Regions from separate parts of the Homo sapiens genome. Here region 2 is linked to region 1. A link is a contact called in ENCODE Hi-C or POLR2A ChIA-PET data. All regions are on one chromosome and are shown on one strand. Each heading gives the region's core, a stretch centred on a gene start or an enhancer-like site at or near the end of the contact. The rest is flanking DNA. Distances are from core to core; before and after follow the strand shown. Region 1 holds the start of RUNX1 (RUNX family transcription factor 1). Region 2 holds the start of DYRK1A (dual specificity tyrosine phosphorylation regulated kinase 1A).

Region 1 (3,318 bases), core at 456-2,955:
TCATCAAGTTTTTTAATTTCAGGGACCCGGAAACATACAGCCCCGTGCATTCACAATAGCATTTGCTGTGATAAAGTGGCCGGCAAGCCCTCTGCATTCCCCTGCTCACTTAGCTGTATGAATAAATAATGAGTCACAGATACAATTTGGGTGCTCAAGAGAGTTTGTAGCCAGAAAATTAATTATTCTCCCATCCCAGCCCACTCCATCTCAGCTTTGCCAAACCATCAAGATACACTTTGCAGGCACTGGTCAGAGTGCGTGCCCCGACGCACACGGCAATGCCTTTGAGACATTTTATGTTATTATTTTTGTTTGTTTAAGCACAGCCCTCTTTTACCACGAAAGATACACAAGACGCACATGCACACACATACTCACACACTCACAGCTCAACCACAGCTTTGTCCATTTCAAGAGGCTGGTTTCAAAAATGGAGACAGGTTTTCCACCCTGGCTGTTCCTATTCATAAGCCTGTAATCTAACGACTTAAGCTGCGAGAATGCTTAACTCGGGAAACTTCTCTATTGCCCTTTTCCAGAGAGACCTCGGTATGCCACAATTTGCTTCCTTTCTCTCTTGAAAGATGCTGGTTGTCTCTTTGCATTGAGGCTACAAGGAAAAACACAGCACAGCCCCATGCTGATGATTTTAACCTAACCAAGTCTGTCAGTCTCCTGTACTCTCTGCCTTATAGAGACAGCTGCCTTGCCACTTTGGCCCTGAAGTCCCCAGGCTGGTGCAAGGCTATCTGAGAGCCTCCGCCTCCTGCCCCACACTGGCACCAGCCCTCCTGGCTGGCTCTGTGCATGTGCCTGCTAAGCCCCAGGGCAGGCTGCATTCTGGGCCACACAGCATGCCGAGTTAAGGATAACTCAGACACAGGCATTCCGGGCAAGGGACAGCAAAATAAAACCCAGGGAGCTTCGTGCAAGCTTCATAATCTCTAAGCCTTTAAACAAGACCAGCACAACTTACTCGCACTTGACAAAGTTCTCACGCACCGACTGAACACTCCAACAGCATAACTAAGTATTTATTAAAACATTTCTGAAGAGCTTCCATCTGATTAGTAAGTAATCCAATAGACTTGTAATCATATGCCTCAGTTTGAATTCCTCTCACAAACAAGACAGGGAACTGGCAGGCACCGAGGCATCTCTGCACCGAGGTGAAACAAGCTGCCATTTCATTACAGGCAAAGCTGAGCAAAAGTAGATATTACAAGACCAGCATGTACTCACCTCTCATGAAGCACTGTGGGTACGAAGGAAATGACTCAAATATGCTGTCTGAAGCCATCGCTTCCTCCTGAAAATGCACCCTCTTCTGAAGGCGGGGGACTCAATGATTTCTTTTACCTTCGGAGCGAAAACCAAGACAGGTCACTGTTTCAGCCTCACCCCTCTAGCCCTACATCTCTCTTTCTTCTCCCCTCTGCTGGATACCTCTGGGACTCCCCAAGCCCTATTAAAAAATGCACCTTTGTAAAAACAAATATTCAAATTGTTAAAGATTAAAAAAAAAAAAAAAGCCAGCGCCGCCTTGGCTGTGGGTTGGTGATGCTCACCACGCTGCGAAACCCTGTGGTTTGCATTCAGTGTGATTCGTCCTGCCTGCTGACCACTATGCTGGGTTCAGACTTCTGACACTGCCAGGCTACCCAACTTGTGGTTCTGTGGTTGTTTATGAGGCCCAAAGAAGTTTTCACACAACCCAAATTACAAATTTAACTGTTCCCCTTTCCACAGCCCATCTCAATTGGTTCTTGCCAATCATGTGACTTAAGTGATGTCAATTTTTTTTTTTCTTTTCTGAGCAATGCCCTTCCTTCCCTCCACCTGCCCTCCCCCAGGCTGTGCAAGAAAATAGCCGAGTAGACTTTGCAAGAGGGGGGGATGTAGAAAAAAGTGACTCAGTCACTTATTATATCTCAATGGTCTTTGCTGATTTAGTACAACTCGGCTCCTGTTGTTATTTGTGGTTTTTGGAACTACTGATTATTTTGATAAAGATTTCATTGCTGCTTATTCAATAGTAATTCAACGCTGGCATCAAGCCGCTGCTCCGACAGGATGTGGATCCCATCATTTAAAATGCTAGGCATCAGCTCCGGGAGAGTTAAGTCCTTGGTAACGTCTATCATGGCATAAGTGAAACTATAAAAGGGAAAAATAAATAAAAAGAAATGTTTTGGTGAGAGTCTGACCCCTACAACGGGCTGGCAACTCACAGGTATTTTAAAGCCTGGGAAAGGGAAAGAATTTTACTTTTGAAATAAAAGGACTGTTTTAATGAAACCAAAATTATGTGGTTTTATTCCCCCTAAATGGACAACTTTAGTATGTATCTCTTTCAGTAAAGAGATAAAATCATAGTACAGTCTTAACACACACACACACACACACACACACACACACACACACACAAATTAGGAAGCTAAAGGAAAACAAAGCAGAGAGAATTTCTGTATTTGGGACAAAGCAGTGGTTACTCTGCAGATGTTTATTTGTATTGTCACTTGGGAAAGCTCCCTGTATTGCCTTTCTCTAGTTCAATTCAAATCAATAGGCTAATTTACACCTGTAGGTAAAACTACACTTTGAGCACATGAGGATGCCACAATAGAAGGGGAACCAGGAGGAGACACTTCTCCTGGGGCTGACTAATGAATATTATATAGCGCGTCCTCTACCTTAGAAAGACATGCCTGTTTGAAGATGCTAAAAACAGGATAATTTTGTAAGTGGGCAAACCACTGTGGTCACACGTATTTCATTTTCCGGCCCCACTGGCTTTACCTGCTGACAACTAAAACGTCATTTTGTTTTGTAGTTCCAAGATGAAGAAAGGCTTATTTTCCTGATTTACTACCTTATTCATTTGGCTCTGCTCTGCCTACATCCGCCATAGCACTCTGCGCACGTGAAATTTCGACACATAGGGTCAAGAGAACCTGTGTGATGATGGGTTGTAAATGCCAGTCCTGGATTCTAAGCTGCAGTAGCCAGCACAGGCACTTCAGAAAGGCTGAACTCCCACAACACTCCCTCGGTTTTCCCTCATCCACTTAATTTCACACACACAAAGACCCACAACGATAGTAGCTTCCATGGCACAAGTCTTTCAAAAGGAACAGACACAATTTTTACTTACTCCTGTTTTGACTAAAGCAGGAATTGAAACTCAACAGACCGCTTTCTCTTACACTTGTGAGAAGTTAGCTGGCCACATGTTGACACTGCTAACATCTAAAAAAGAATAATAGTGCTACATCTCTTTTATGAGGCTCGTGAATCTTTAAATGTGATGCGTGT
Region 2 (3,016 bases), core at 248-2,747, 2.3 Mb after region 1:
TATTTGAGTCATGTAGCATAGACAGCGGCATTTACTGCGAGTTTTTTACATCTAATATTGTTTATAAGATTTTATCTGTTGTCACATTTGTGAAATTTATGAAAAAAATTGGTTACGAACACTATCACAAGGTGGCAAAATCAAGCTTAGAAATCAATTAGTGACTCTGCTGTAAAATAGTATATATATACACACACACTCTTTTTAGGTATACATTTATTAAATGCCATTAGAGTTGGTACAAAATACAATTTTTAGCTGGTGGCTCTCTACCGATTACAACGCAGCCAGCACAGCATACTTGGGTTTTCAAGCCTCGGGAGCTCACCCAGCAATACATAGCTAGGGAGAAGGGGTAGGGAGAATAAAAATCAGCGAAAGCCAGGATATTAATAAAGAGTTTTGATGGTTAAGGACAAGCAGGCGAATTAAGACTCTGGAAACCGAGAAGGTGTATAGAAAAGAAAACCAGAGAGCTGGACGACAAGGACACAGTAACAGCACAAGGGGATTCATCTAAAGGGCATTCCGATGGAGCAGGCAGGCTGCGCCCCGAAAGGTGGGGAGAGGTTGGAAGCAGATGGGCAGGCACAGGCGAGCGTGCACTGCCTGAAAAAGTTTTCATGATGGCTCCAGCCTAATTTCCCAACGCTGGTCTCGGGCGCCACAAAACCTGGGCGGCCCGACCGGAGCCAGGTGCCAGCCTCAGGGCCGCCGGGCCCGGCGCAGCGTCCGGAATTCCTGCGATGTCTGGGGCGCGGCGGTGGCTCCTCCCCGCCCCCACCACGGCCTCCGCCGGCATTTTCCGGCTAGGAGGCCCGCCAGCCCTTCGAAGAACCGGCTCCACGCGCGGACGGTCGCGGCCGCCGCGCTTCCCGGGGAGAGAGGCGAGCGCGGCGCCCGGACCGCGGTGAGAGCCCTCCAGGCCCGGGCGCGCGGGGTGGGCTTCCCGGGTCCCCGCCCGAAGGCCGCGGCGCCCCTCCTCCTCCCCCTCCCCCGCCCGGGGCAGCCCGCCCCTCCCCCCGGCGCGGGCGGGGCTGCGGGCGCCGACGCGGAAGCGCGGGGCGCTAGGGCTGCGGGGGCGGCGGCGCGGGAGGCCGCGCGCGCTCCCCGGGCCGCAGTCGGCGCGGGCGCGGGGCGGGGCGGGGCGGCCGGGAGGCGGCGGGCGATCGCGCACAGGCCTGGCCGCCGCCTCGCCCCCCCTTCCCCAGCCCCTACCCTCCCTCGGCCTAGCCGTCCCCCTCCTCTCCCCTCCCCCGGGCGAATCACGCGCCCTCCTCTGACACTCGTAGCGGACCCGAGCTCCGAATTTATCCTTCACGTGACCTGAGGGGGTTGGGTGGTTGGCTGGGGACAGAGGGGGAGACGGAAAGGAGGGAACGGAATCTGCCGTTACCTGAGCAACAGGCCCCGCCCGCCGGCTCGGGGCTGGGGGGCGGGAGGAGGACGTCAGCACGTCAGCCGGGGTTTTGCGTTTTGATTGACAGTTGCTATAGCGACCGGGTCGGTCCGTCGCCATTTTGTTGGTTGGTTTTTTTTTAAACCCTTTCGCTTCCCGCCCGAATAATAATAAAAAGCCCCATTGGAGTGAGGCGGGGGTGGCGGCGGCAACCGCGGCGGGGGTATCCGGGGAGACTGCTGCTGTCGCTGCTGCTGATCGCGGCCCAGGTCGGCCTCAGAGAGCGGACACCCCGAGCGGGGGGTGCGGGCGCCGCCGCCGCCGCTTCTGCTGCTGCTGTTCCTGCTGCTGCTGTTGGTGCCGCTGCCGCCGCCGGCGAGCAGGCGGGACCGGTGTGAGTGCGAGTGTGTGTGCGAGGGAGCGTGTGCGAGGGCGATTGTGCGCGCGAGTGTGCGGGTGTGTGCGAGTGTCTGTCTGTCTGTGCGGGGACTCGGGGGCGGGCGGTTCGGGCTCTCCTGGCGGAGGAGCCGCCGCCGCCGCCCGGGCCCCGGCGCTTCTCGCTGCGCAGGTTCGGAGCGCGCGCCATTTTGTGAGATTTACAAAATCCTCCTCGGGAAGAAGCCGCCGGCAGCAGCCGCCGCTCGGCGCCCGGCCTCGCCGACGCCGCCCTCTGCGCCGGGCCGGCCGTGCGGCCCCGCCGCCTGGAATCGGGGCCCGGGGACTGCGGTATTTGCCGGGGAGGGGGCTGTCGCCTCCCCGGCCCCGGGCGCCGCTGGAACCGCGAGCCGAGGAGAGACTGAGCAGGCTGCGGCGCGGCCAGGAGCCGGAGCGCCGGGGGCGGAGAGAGGCTGCCGGGGCGGCGCTGGCTGCGGAGGCCGCGGCGGGAGCGCGGCGCGGGAGCCCGAGGCTGAGACTCACCGGAGGAAGCGGCGCGAGCGCCCCGCCATCGTCCCGGTGAGTGTCCGGCCCGGCCGCGGCCCCGCCCGGCCTGGCGCTCGGCTCCCCCGGCGGCCCGCAGCCGGGCCGGAGCCGAGGCCGGCCGGGCGGAGGGAGGGACCTGCCATTTTAGGAGGAGGCGCCGCGGGCCCAGGGCCGGCCGCCGGGGGAGGGAGCCTCAGGCCGGGTCCCGGAGGAGCGGCGGGCGCGAGCGGAGGGAAAGTTGCGGAGGGTGGGAGCGGGGGCCGCGGCCTCCCGGGAGCCGGGGCCTGGGGGGCCGTAGACAGCGCCAGACCTTCACTGGCCGCCCGAGCGAAGGGGTGGAGGTTGTCTTCCTCCTCCTCCTCCTCCTCTTCCTCCTCATCCTCTTCCCCCAGCTCCTCCCTCGTCCCTCCTCTCGGTCCCCACCAGTGTGGGAACCGCCGGGGTGATTCGCAAGGACAATGCACGGGTTAAGAAAATGGGGCCGGCTGCCGGGTGGGCGAGGACGGCGGGGCCGGGCCGGGCCGGGCGCCGGCGAAGGTCGGGAGCCGCTGCCTCGGCGGCCCTGGGGGTCCGCGCTGGAGCGAGGGGCACTCACTGGCCTCCGAAGTTGGGCGGGGAGCGCGAGTGTCCCCGGCGGCTCGGGGTGGAGGGATGACCTGCCCGGCAGCCGGGGGAGTTGGTGGCTGAGGAGAGGTG

The links. A loop is a pair of places that touch in the nucleus more often than their neighbours do. ChIA-PET counts read pairs that join two places held with the same protein, here RNA polymerase II (POLR2A). Pooled maps may share reads with other maps.
Region 2: a loop to region 1 is called in a map of CD8-positive, alpha-beta T cell, with 22 times the contacts of the local background. The contact joins the promoter of DYRK1A here to the promoter of RUNX1 in region 1. A Hi-C loop is called at or near these places in 1 of 168 maps with a recorded cell type or tissue (CD8-positive, alpha-beta T cell) and 7 of 50 pooled maps. POLR2A ChIA-PET finds 5 or more read pairs at or near these places in 1 of 52 experiments (OCI-LY7).

Annotation. Positions count from the first base shown.
Region 1 is chr21:35,047,597-35,050,914 of GRCh38, forward strand. RUNX1 (RUNX family transcription factor 1) reads right to left here and starts at 1,706. Exons shown (of 9, transcript NM_001754.5): 1 at 1,572-1,706; 2 at 1,246-1,362. The coding sequence starts at 1,303. RefSeq lists enhancers at 929-1,068, 1,429-1,548.
Region 2 is chr21:37,365,276-37,368,291 of GRCh38, forward strand. DYRK1A (dual specificity tyrosine phosphorylation regulated kinase 1A) reads left to right here and starts at 1,498. Exons shown (of 12, transcript NM_001347721.2): 1 at 1,498-2,353. RefSeq lists enhancers at 34-959, 491-570, 1,884-2,808 and silencers at 711-890, 921-1,230, 1,811-1,960, 2,151-2,230, 2,471-2,610 and 1 more.